Regions from separate parts of the Homo sapiens genome. Here region 2 is linked to region 1. The links are chromatin contacts, found by Hi-C or POLR2A ChIA-PET in ENCODE. All regions are on one chromosome and are shown on one strand. The core of a region is the stretch at or near the end of the contact, and the rest is flanking DNA. Distances in the headings are between cores, read along the strand shown.

What was found. Hi-C counts contacts between places; a loop is a spot of excess contacts on that map. ChIA-PET counts read pairs that join two places held with the same protein, here RNA polymerase II (POLR2A). Pooled maps may share reads with other maps.
Region 2: a loop to region 1 is called in a pooled map, with 4 times the contacts of the local background. The contact joins the promoter of DDX59-AS1 here to the promoter of DENND1B in region 1. A Hi-C loop is called at or near these places in 6 of 50 pooled maps. POLR2A ChIA-PET finds 5 or more read pairs at or near these places in 2 of 52 experiments (MCF 10A and activated naive CD4-positive, alpha-beta T cell).

The regions. Positions count from the first base shown.
Region 1 is chr1:197,774,131-197,780,554 of GRCh38, reverse strand. DENND1B (DENN domain containing 1B) reads left to right here and starts at 5,075. Exons shown (of 23, transcript NM_001195215.2): 1 at 5,075-5,416. The coding sequence starts at 5,400. RefSeq lists an enhancer at 3,858-3,907 and silencers at 4,282-4,576, 4,868-5,067, 5,218-5,727.
Region 2 is chr1:200,668,257-200,674,286 of GRCh38, reverse strand. DDX59-AS1 (DDX59 antisense RNA 1) reads right to left here and starts at 4,780. Exons shown (of 3, transcript NR_110787.1): 1 at 4,665-4,780. It overlaps DDX59 (DEAD-box helicase 59), which reads left to right and starts at 4,380. Exons shown (of 8, transcript NM_001031725.6): 1 at 4,380-4,520. RefSeq lists a silencer at 4,227-4,966.

The DNA of each region.
Region 1 (6,424 bases), core at 3,826-6,325:
CAAGAGATGGAGACCGTCCTGACCAACATGGTGAAACCCTGCCTCTACTAAAAATACAAAAATTAGCTAGGCGTGATGGCAGGTGCCTGTAGTTCCAGCTACTCGGGAGGCTGAGGCAGGAGAATTGCTTGAACCCAGGAGGTGGAGGTTGCAGTGAGCCAAGATCACGCCACTGCACTCCAGCCTGGCGACAGAGCGAGACTCCATCTCAAAAAAAAAAAAAAAAAGAAAAGCCACCTTTCATCTTCATCTTTAGGGTTTTTCCTAAGCTGGATGAACTGGAAGACCATGAACTGTTATCATGGTCTTATGGGTCTTCAGACCCTTCCTAATGTGGGAAATCCAACAGGATACTCTTCATAAAGCTGATACACCCCAAAGGTATTCAAGGACAATTGTCTCAAACAATGGAGCATAGTTAAGGGGAAAAAAGCTTCCCAGAGGATTCATAGCTACAAACCAGGTCTCACATGAATGGTCTGAAGAATTTCAAGCTGAGAATTTAGTGTTTATGTTTCTGAATTGCTAGTGATCCCAAGCATCTACCAGCAGTAAATTAATATCTTCTCCAGAGAACTCATTTTCATTTCAGCTGTCACTCAATTTCTATATATAAAGTTCTAAGGATCACATAACATAAAAAGAAATCACATACATAGAAGAAATCAAGAGACCATAAGTATGAACAAGTAGAAAAAAGATCAGTTAGTAGAAGCAGACCCACAAATGCTTCAGATATTGGAATTTTTAGAAATAGAATTTAAAGTATATATATTAAATATTTTTAATAAATTAAAGAGATGCTGAAAATATGAGTTAAGAGAATACAGATTTGGAAAATAACCAAACAGAACTTTAGAAATAAAAATAATATAAATTAAAAACTAAATGGGTGACTTTGACAGAAAATGAGACAAAGCTGAAGAAAGAATTAGTGAACAGAATATTTTTGAAATTTTCCAGAATACAGCGTAGACAGATAAAGAGAGACATACTATAAAAGAGATGTTTGACAAACATGGAGGGTAGAATAACACATGTGTTATCAGAGTCCCAGAAGGAATGGAAAGAAAGGAGTCCAGAATTTTCCAGAACTGATGAAAGTCACCAATCCAGAGTCAAGAAAATTAAAGAAACCAAGAAACATGGATGAATAAAAATCTACACCTAGATACTTCACAGTGAAACTATAGAAAACTAAAGACAAAAATGAAACATCATAAATGCAGTCAGAGAGAAAAAACAGATGACATTTTAAGATTACTTTCAAAGTTCCAATTGTTATTAGGGAACTTAGAAGACAGTGTAATGATATTGATAACATGCAGAAAGAAATAATAGTAAACTTTGAATTCTTCATCAGTGAAAATATTTTTCAAGAGTGAGGGATAAATAAATACATTCCAACTCAAACAAAAAGGGAAAGAATTTTAGGCAGAAGGAAAGTGATCCTACACAGAAGATCTAAAATGAAAATACAAAAGAATGGTAAAGTTCTGAGTAAATCTAAACAAACATGGACTGTATAAAACAACATTCATAATGCATTTTTGGGGGGATTTTAGTTTTGAGGGGGTTTTAGAGGTTCTTGTATTGTTTGAGAGAGGGTGGATATCCTTGTGAACTCTGGCTTTAATCAGTTAAAATGTACCTATTAAAATTTCTAGGATAACTCCTAAATGAATAGAAACAGAGTAAATAACTTCCAAACTAGAAGAGGTGGGGGCAGAAATGAAAGCATAAATAGTAATCCTAAAGAATGCAAAAGTGAAAGAAAAAAACAGATCAGAAGAAACAAACGGGAAGTACAAAATTAGATGGCAGAAATAGATTTAAATTTATCAGCATTTTTCTCTCTTTTTTTTTTTTAATTTTTTTTAGACAGTGTCTCACTCTGTCAACCAGGCTGCAATGCAGCGGCATGATCTTGGCTCACTGCAACCTCTGCCTCCCAGGTTCAAGTGATTCTGAAGCCTCAGCCTCCTTATTATCTGGGACTACAGGCTTGCACCACCCACCACACCCAGCTAATTTTTGTATTTTTAGCAGACAGGGTTTCACCAAGTTGGCCAGGCTGGTCTTGAACTCCTGGCCTCAACTAATCTACCCGCCTTAGCCTCCCAAAGTGATGGGATGACAGGCATGAGCCACTGCGCCCAGCCTAAATTTATCAACAGTTTTAATACATGCAAATTGTCTAGGGGTTTGATGTAAGAGCTAAAGATGATCAGACTAGATTAAAAATCAAGACTAAAAATTTTAGATAAATTTGAAACATGATGGTTTAGAAAGTTTGAATGTAAAAGGATGAAAAGAGATATCCTAACATCAGACAAATACTATTCAGAAGAAAACTGTTTAGAATCTAAGGCAAAAGTACGATTGGAGGTAAAGAAAGTAACAACATAATGATGAATGGTTGTATTTATTAGGTAGATATAGAAATTATAAACTGATGTGTATATTATTACACAGCCCCAAACTGTGTAAGGTAGAACCTGAAAGAACTATAGGCTGAAATAGAAAAATCTACCATCATGTTGGGATATTTAAACTCATCTCTCCCATTAATTGAATTATGTCAAGCAGATGCAAATTCAGTAATAGAAGATGTCAACAACACAATCATCGTATTTGATCATGGACATATATTTAGAACACTGTACCCCAAAGCTGCAGAATATATATTCTTTACAAACCACATACAACATTTAAGTCTTGAAACATTTAAAAAATTAACTAAATTAATTAATTAATAAGAAATTAATTAATAAATAAAGACCATGTTCTTTGACAACAATACAGACTATGTTCTTTGACTGGTATGGTCCTGAAAACTGTTAATATTAATTGTCGAGTAGGAAATATCATTGCTGAAATATGATCTTGGGAAGATTTAAGACTAATTTGAAGGTTTGCCCTTTGTACACTTCTCTATCAGTCATATGGGAAGTTCTATATGAAATGAGTATTACTAAAGTTATACCATCGATTTCATTAAAGCTATTACCAAGGTAAGTGTATGATATTTGTTTTCTAATTTTTTAACACCTCATGCATGTAGATCATGTACACCTATGTTCCTATCCCTTTTATTTCAGTAATAACAGAACAGATAAATCTCTTCATTATGGTCAGCCTAAAAGCTCACTTAAAAAGATTTGCTTTGGGATGCGAATGTGTAGTATTTCCCTCGATGTACTTAACATAAATGGAATGAAGAACAATTTTATACTGTTCAAGGGTATGACTGTCATTTAAAATAAAATCCCAACAATGGATGAGGAAAACAATTGTATTATTATCTCCTCACACCAAATTAAAAAGTCCTCAATATGGTCACCCCAAGTAGGGTTCCTTTCTTTGGAAATAATTAATTATAATGAAAGGAGAAGTTTGAGAAATTCAGTAACAGTTGGGGCAGAAGTGGCTTTTAGCTTACGAATTTTTTTTTTCAAGGCTTTGGAGTATGGTCACTTATGCAGAAAAATCTTTATTTGGGAAAAGAAAACTTATGTAGTATAGTTTGCCTAATTGTGAAACTGAAATTCACAGAATAATTTCTCAAAAGATAATACAAATTTGTAGCACCTGTTTTACTTGAACATCACACTGCTCATGTGATGTACAAGTAATAATTCCCATTTTACAAATGTAGGAACCGAGAAACTGAAGTGTCTCACCCCGAGTCAAGCTATGACAACACTTTATGATAAACACATTTTTTTTTTGTTTGTTTGTTTCCCAGTTATGGCCCGTCCTCATTTTTTACTAACAGGCCCATGGCTATACAATATTTCTGATCCTGTTGACCAAGTAGTACCCAATTTTGGCAAGAAAGTTTAAGGTTATATAACTGAGTGCAACTTCAGGTTCTCTGACTCTTGAGTTTTTTAATTCTTAAGACTCCTTTTCTGACTTTTATGTCTTATGACTCACACTACATTCATACCACATTTGGTTTCCTCTCATCATCTTAACTTCTGCATGAATAAAGTCTGAAGTAACCACCTTTTGGAAGAAACACTGTGGCTATGTGTCAAGGGTGGCAGTGTTAGCTGGGAGAAGGCCTTTCCCAGAAGATCTCTGTGTAAGAGCCTGGCCTTCCACAGTCATTTGAATGTCCATCATAAGACTTTTCTACCTGTCTTCTCAGTAGATCCTAAATATGAGACAGCAGAGGAGGGAGACAGGCAATATGAGGTAGAAGTAAATAATCAGCATCAGATAGACCTGGTGTGAACTCCAGCTTTGCCATTACTCCCTGGTTTCTTCATCTGTAAAATGCTGATGAAAGTATCTATCACACACCTATGACAAGTACTGGGTGAGAGTGCACATAACCTGCTTCACATGTGCTTTAGGGCTGTGTAAATCAGTCCCTCCCACGCTTATTCAGTGGTGCCCTCTCTGAACTCGCCTAAACTGCCAGACTATGAGGCCTGCGACTATGTACATGTGTTCAAAAGTTAGTCCTTGGTTATCACTGCAGTCTGTGGTATAGGAATGTCTGCCTCCCACATGCGCAGACAAGTGGGGCACTACCATTTGGCTACTTGACAGGGCTATTTAGCAGGTGCACATGTCTGAACATTCCTGAATCAGGAGGGGGTAGCTCTGGATTTCAGAGAGCTGTAAGCAGGCCACAGCTGGAGTGACGCAAGAGCCAGGGGCATCAACTTGAGCTCTGAATTTGTAGTATGAAATGAAAGGAACCCAAGTCCGTGTGTATGTGTGTGGAAAACACTGCAGGTCGAGGTACTTTTCCAGGTACTTCGCCCTTTGTGGGGTTGCAGCCCCGACGCCCTGGAATCTGGACTGGACCCAGAAAGGAAGCCGGTTTGGTTCATGCTGAGGACACAGGGGGCACCTTGCCTTTCTGGCTAGGTGGCAAAGCGGTACGTGGGCCATCCCAGCAGGCACTAGCGCTCCCCCTGCACCCTCTGGCCGCCCGGGCGCGGGGACCTGGCCCCCGCCTCCTCCACAGTCTCCGACTTGCGAGCCGCACGGCCCAGGTGAAGCCGCTGGGCGCGTCCCCGCGCGCCCCTTCCCCCTCCCGGCGACTTCCTGATTTGCAAGAAGGTGCAGGAGCCGCAGCGGGCGGCCCCGGTCGCAGGAACTGAGAGGCCTCAGCTTTGGTGGCGGCTACCGGCGGAGACGGGGGCGGCGGCCACGCCACCGCTGCTGTCACAGAAAGGCTCTGGTGGGTGGGGTGGGAGGCGGGGAAGTGCCGGGGGCGCAGCCGACATGGGCCCGCCGCCACGGCTGCTGTGAGCAGCCTCTTTCCCTGTGTGGCCGCCGGCGTGGGCGGGGACGGCGCGACCCTCGCGCGGCCGGGCTGCGGGCTTCCAGGCCAGCGCGCGGGGGCCGGACGGACAGCCCCACACCGACATGTAACCATGGACTGCAGGACCAAGTGAGTGGGGGGGCCCGGGCGCGTCGGGGGCGGGCGTCCCTCGGCGGCCCCTCCCAGGCCAGCTCGGCTCCTCCGCGCCTCCGCGCTCAACCGGCTCCCCGGGCGGCCGAGGTTGGCCGGGCGGGCTGGGGGTGCGGTCCGGCCCCCAAGCCTCTGGCCGGCCGGCGGGACGGCGCTAGGCCGCAAAGCCTGCCCGCCCTGCGTCCCCGGCCCTCCGTGGTTGGCGCGGCTCCTCCCGGAGAGGCCACTAGCGCCTTGTCGACGCCCGCCTTTCGGGGGACAGGGGAGGCCGGGCGGCCCCTGACACCGCCGCTGAGGGGTTCTCGTGCTTCCCCCGAGTGTGTCAGATGTGACTCTCCTGGGGCTGCCTGTGTGCGTGTGGTGTCCGGGAGGGAGTCAGCGTTGAGGTTAAGAGGTTATTATTCCGAGTGCTCTCTGAGCATTAAATATAACCGGTGTTTTCTTAAGTCCGTTTGTTACTTTTGTCTTGGATGTTTTCTTATGATTCTGCTTATAAAATTAGATTGGTCTCTGGTGTTTCTTTATGCAGCAACTGTAGATGCATGGTTCTTGCAAAACGGTATCCAATTAGAGGGTACTTTTATGTGTGTGCTAAAGTATTTATCAACGACTACTTTGCTCAGGAGATTAGGTAAAAAGCAATTTTAATAACGGTGGTGATTTTGTTTCTAGGTATCTTAGAGGCATGAGTTTTATATTTTTCTTCTGAAACTTAACTTTGGAAAGAATTCCTTTTTACTTCGCTTACCCACCCTTTACTATCTCCTTCTCAAAAAGTTTAAAATAATGCCATGTATATTTGTATTATTGTGAAAGGCCGTTTGAATTTCACAGAAGTAAAACTGAGTCAATATTTAACTTTTACACCTAAGAGAAATTCTAAAGAATATTAGGGAAAGAGGGAAATTATGTAATAGAATTATTTTCTTCAGTGTGTTTGACATCATGGTGGGCAGGGTAAGTGAGTAAAAATAGTATGCTTCTTGA
Region 2 (6,030 bases), core at 3,531-6,030, 2.9 Mb before region 1:
AAAAGAGTAGGAAAGAGCCACAAGTGAGACCTGAGTGGCTCTGAGGTTTGACTTATTAACCTTGAAAGGTGAAGAACTTGATGTTAAAAATTAGGTTTCATCCAGCATCCTAACTCATATGTAGAAATGAGTTGCTACTCACTAGGCTTCATTCATTCATTCATTCATTCATTCAGAATGAATCATCCTGCTCATCAAGATTGGCTACTTTTCCAAAAGTAACAATAATACAAACATATAGCAAAGGTCTAAAGCTTCCATAAGAAAACTAAGGAAAGTTGGGCACAGTAATGGAACACATGAATGTGAGTTATGTCTAAGGTTTCCAACAGATTAGGAAGTTTAGGAACACTAAAAATGGTTTTGGAACCAGGTTTCCTGATTGAAAGTTAAAGGGATATGGTTTTATACTTACATAAAGAAAAGCTTGAAGGCAGTGTAGTCTAGTGGATTTAGGAGACAGACCTGGGCTTCAATTCCTGCTGTGCCACTACCTAGCTGTGTGACCTTGGGCAAGATGCTTAATTACCTAAACCTGTTTCTTCATTAGTACGATGGGGATAAAATGCCTACTTTATAAGATTACAGTGAGAATTAAATATGACAATGTTTCTAAAATGCTTTGCACAATGCCTAGCCATAGAGAGTCTAATTAAATAGTAAGTATAATCATGGAGCTCTCCAGTGAAGAACTGGACTGCCCTGTAAGGTGGGAAGCGCCCTGTCTCTAAAAGCATTCAACAAGCCAGTTGGTCCTGTAGCAGGGTGCTATAAAATAATTCCTCCTACAAGGGTATGGAGAGTAGCAAGGGGTGGTGATTGGACTCTGATGAATGCATTCAAACCTAAGATTCCATGACACATTAATGCTTGAATTGCTTTACAAATATTGATTCTAAAATAAAATGGCCCCCAAAATACACAAAACTAAAATTGCTGGACTACAGGGAAAAATGAACACATCTACCTTTATAATGGGAGACTGATTGCTTGATCTATTTTATCTACTAACAGGTAAGAGAAATACTGACGGGGAAATACTGATGGGGAAATCTGAACATGAACATTAGTAAAGATATAGAATATCTGAAATACCAAGCTTGATTTATTTGCAAGTATCATGTATCTATCTAATGGTGAATAAACATTCTTCTCTGGTTTTAAAAATATATGAAAATTGACCATAGACTAGCCATAGAGCATTATCGGGCTACTGCACTCCAGCCTGAGTGACAGAGGGAAGACCCTGTCTCTTTAAAAAAAAAAAAGGCCGGGCGCGGTGGCTCACGCCTGTAATCCCAGCACTTTGGGAGGCCGAGGCGGGCGGATCACGAGGTCAGGAGATCGAGACCATCCTGGCTAACACAGTGAAACCCCTTCTCTACTAAAAAATATAAAAAATTAGCTGGGCGTGGTGGCGGGCGCCTGTACTCCCAGCTACGCAGGAGGCTGAGGCAGGAGAATGGTGTGAACCCGGGAGGCGGAGCTTGCAGTGAGCCGAGATCGCCCCACTGCACTCCAGCCTGGGCGACAGAGAGAGACTCCGTCTCAAAAAAAAAAAAAAAAAAAAACAGAGAAAAAAAAACACTTCATAAAGAAAATGAAAAGATCTTGGACTGAATCCTGGATTAGGGGAAAAAAATAGCTCTAAAACACCTTAATGGAACAACTAGTAAATTTTCAATAAGGACTGCATGTTAGCTACTCGTACTTCATCAATGTTAAACTACCTAAATTTGAGCCAGGCCCAGTGGCTCATACCTGTAATCCCAGCACTTTCGGAGGCCAAGGCAGGTGGATAGCTTGAGCCTAGCAGTTGGAGACCCCCGTGGGCAACATGGCAAAACCCCATCTCTAACAACAAAAAAATTCTCTCTAACAGGTGGGGTGTGCCTGTAGTCCTAGCTACTCTTACTTCATCAATGTTAAACTACCTAAATTTGAGCCAGGCCCAGTGGCTCATACCTGTAATCCCAGCACTTTCGGAGGCCAAGGCAAGTGGATAGCTTGAGCCTAGCAGTTGGAGACCACCGTGGGCAACATGGCAAAACCCCATCTCTAACAACAAAAAAATTCTCTCTAACAGGTGGGGTGTGCCTGTAGTCCTAGCTACTCGGGATGCTGAGGTGGGAGCCTCACTTGAGCCCGGGAGGTGGTTGCAATGAGCCGAGATCGCACCACTGCACTCCAGCCTGGGTAACAGAGTGAGACCTTGTCTCAAAAAACAAACAACCTCAACTGGAACATTTTTCTGTGAGTATAAAAGAGAATATCATTGTCTTTGGAGACACATGCTACAACTTACTCCTAAATGGTTCAGAAAAAAATATATATCTATAGTATACATATTTTATATATATAATCTCTCCTACACACTAATATAGCAAATATAGCAAACTGTGAACTTATGTGAAGGGTATACAGGAGTTCATTAATTCTGAAACTTTTTGATAAGGTTGATTTTTTCAAAATAAGTCAAAAAATTTTTTTATTTGAAAACACACTATAAACAGGGAGAAGATATCTGCAACACCTACAATTAACAAAAGAATGTTTCATTATATATACATATATACATTATATATACATTTATATATGTACACACACACACATCCTTAGAAGAGGAAGAGAAAACATGAATGAATAACATATTTCAAAGTGCTCAGCCTTATCAGTAATTACGGAATGCAAATTAAGACAAAAACATGGTATTTATTCTGGGTAGACTAGCAAAAAGTAAGAAGTGTGAAAATAACGAGGATTTAGAGAGAATTGTGGTCGGTACTGGTGGCAGTATAGATTGGTACAACCACTTTGAAAACATTTCTGCTTTATCTTTGAAAGCTGAACAGCCCCCATAGCCTCTGATGCCGCAGTGCTAATCCTAGGTTCAAATTAGAGTCCAGCGCATGCACAGAAGGTGAACAAGAATGCTCCTACTAGCCTTATTAGTAATTACTAGGGGCAGATTCAGGTTTTATGGGGTATGAGCTTATATAATTGGAAAAGAGGAGGCTTTTAAAGAAAAAGATTCAGAATGATGAATACAAATTAGGTTCAAAAGTGACTAATTTTTATAATGGCAAAAGAAATTACAACAATTAGAAATGTCACAAAACCCAGGAAAAGAGTTCTGTTATAGGTATGTGACCTACGAACTTGGGAAGTCTGATACATTTAGTCTGTGTGGTTCCCATCAATAAAGAAAATACTTAAAGTGCATTTATAATCCTATCCGCTACAGTATTGAATACATTCCTGACAGGAGAAAACTTCCTTTTGACTAGGCAGTAAGAAATAAATGTTCTGTTACTACACGTAACAACTTGGATGAACCAAAAAAACAAATGTTGAGTGATAAAAAGCGAATTCCAGGCTATATGTATTTTTATAAAGCTCAAAAAGAAGAAAAATACACCAATACACAGGAATGCATCCAAATATGATAAAACCACTAAAAATGGCAAAGAGGGACAAAACTGAAGATAGTGGTGGTGAGCTAAGAGGCCAGGAGTAGAATCCTGGAGATGCATAGATACATGCTAAATACTGATAACGTGGTGGAGTGATAGTTTCATTAGCATACTTTAAATTTTACATATTTGGTAAATATGCTCTTTTGAATGCATCGACTATTACACTGAAAATATTTTTAAATACTTAAGGCACCTGAATATAAGCTGGCTTCCCTCCTTCCTCTCCCGTGCTGTCTCCTCTCCCCCATCACTTCTCAACTACAAGCTGCTTGGGACACGTGGCTCCAGAGGTTGGCAAAACAGGGAAATGTCAGCCCACAAGGAACAAGAACCGTGACTTGTGTTATTTTCTTGTTGGTGTTGGGGTGGGGGGAGGGGTGCGGTGGTGCAGGAAATATTATCCAGCTTATCATATATGCCACATCAAGCTGACTCCGTTTAAATTTTGAGTGGCTCTACTAGCTAAAGCCAGAAAAGGGTTTTTGGGCCCAACGGGCAGAAGTGCCCCTCCCTTTTACACTCACACTTCCCACTTTCTAAGGGTGCCAGGCCCCCGCGCCGCCCTCCTGCTTCTTTCCGGACGGTCCAACTCTTTTCCACCAGTCCCAGCCCATTCGATTACGTAAATTCTTCCAAGAGGATTCCCAAACGTGCCCCTCCGTCCAGAACTCGCCCAGCCCGGACCAGTTCCGAGATTTACCACCAGCCCAGAGCTGGGCGGGGGCGTGGAAAACGCGAGGAGCCTTCCCGCCCCTCTCCTTCTCCCTCCCTCCCTCCCAAGCCACTGCCGGCTCCCAGCCGAGCTCCGCCCCCGCGGTGGCCCCGCCTCCCCGCCGCCCGGAAAGCGGGCTGCGGCCCCCTCCCAAAACCCGGGGAAGTGGATTCTACTCTACGCTCCGCTCCGCTCCGCTCCGCACCACCAACCCCGGGCCGCAGTCCTGACGAGCGGGTCAGGGCTTGTCGGGCGGAAGCCTGGCCTGGAGCCTGGAAGGGGGAGACGGCCCGAGCGGGAGCGGGAGCGGACGCGGCCTCAGTCCTGCGCGGGTGAGCGTGCCCCGGAAGCTTGGGCCCCTGGCCGCCCTGGTGCCCCTTCTCCGGGACCTGGGGCGCTAGGCCGCGGCGGCAGAACTGGTGCCCCTGCGCGGCCTTCCTCCCATCCTTACAGTTCCCCGTGTCCCAGGCCTCTACCCGGAACCGGAGCCCCGCCCGTCTCCTAGCAGCTCCGTGACGTGAAGCGCCTCGGGGTGCGGTGCCGCCGGGCGTGGGTGGGAGGCAACGCCCGAGGGGAGGGCCCGCCAGTGCACGGGGGTGCGGGGCGCGTTGGCGAGAATTGGAGGCCGCGCCGCCGCCAGCCGTCCGCCGTCCCGCCCAGCAGGAGCACGTTCCCTTTCGCCATTGGAAGACTGAGTTCCAAGCTTTTTCCTGCTCACCTAGAGCCGTCCCTGCCCCGCCCGCCACCCCCTGTACATTTTCGGAGATTTAGGATAGTAATTCTAGACCCTCGGTTGCATTTCTGTTGGAATTTTTCTGGAAGTTGGAATCTGGCAGTTTAAACAAAGAATTTTTTTAAGAAAAATATTTATTAGTATATTTGATAGTCCCCAGATTAGGTTAAAAGCCTTATTCCCAATAACTGTAATTTTGCAAAGACATGTTTTTGGTGTAAAAAGGTATAGATATGGGTTGATGAAAAGAATCAAACTCTGAAAAATATTTGAAGAGATTTATTTTGAGCCAGATTCAAGTGACCATGGCCAGTGACAGTCCTCAGGAGGTCCTGAGAACATGTGCCCAAGGAAATTGGGGTACAGCTTGGTTTTATCTATTTTAGGAAGGCGTGAGACATCAAATACATTTAAGAAATACATTGGTTTAGTTTAGAAAGGCGGGGCAACTCAATCGGTAAATGTAAACGTTATCTGGTTGAGGTTATCTAAAGACCTGGGATCCATAAAAAGGAATGTTCAGGCTAGAGATAAAGGATTGTGGAGACCAAGTTTTATTGTGCAGAGGAAGCTCTTAGATAGACTTTAGAGAGAGCAGGTTGTAAATTGTTTTATATTGGACTTAAAAGGGTGCCTGGCTCTTAGTTGATTATCTCCTGGATCTGGGAAGGAAGGAGGGAAAACAAGGGGAGATGGGAATTCTCACCAAATGCAGATTTTTCCTGCAAGAGACTTTGCAGGGGAGTTTTAAGGTACGACAAGGAAATATATTTTGGGGTAAAACATTTTTATTTTCTTCCTTGTTAGGCCAGAGTCAGATTGGAAAGTAAGTCACGATATACAGGGTTAAATAAAACCCATCTGATGAGAATTTATGGTTTGTAGGGCATGACTCTCCAGACCCCTTAGAAAGGAATTTGGGTAAGATAAAAAATTAGAGCTTAGTCCTCGTATGGTTGAGAGCTTGTGCTCTGGATCCACAGTGCCAGGGTTGTAACACTTAAGAATTGTGTGAGCTTGGACAAACCACTTAATTTCTTTTCTTTTTTTTTTTTTTTGAGACGGAGTCTTGCTCTGTTGCCCAGGCTGGAGTGCAGTGGCGCGATCTG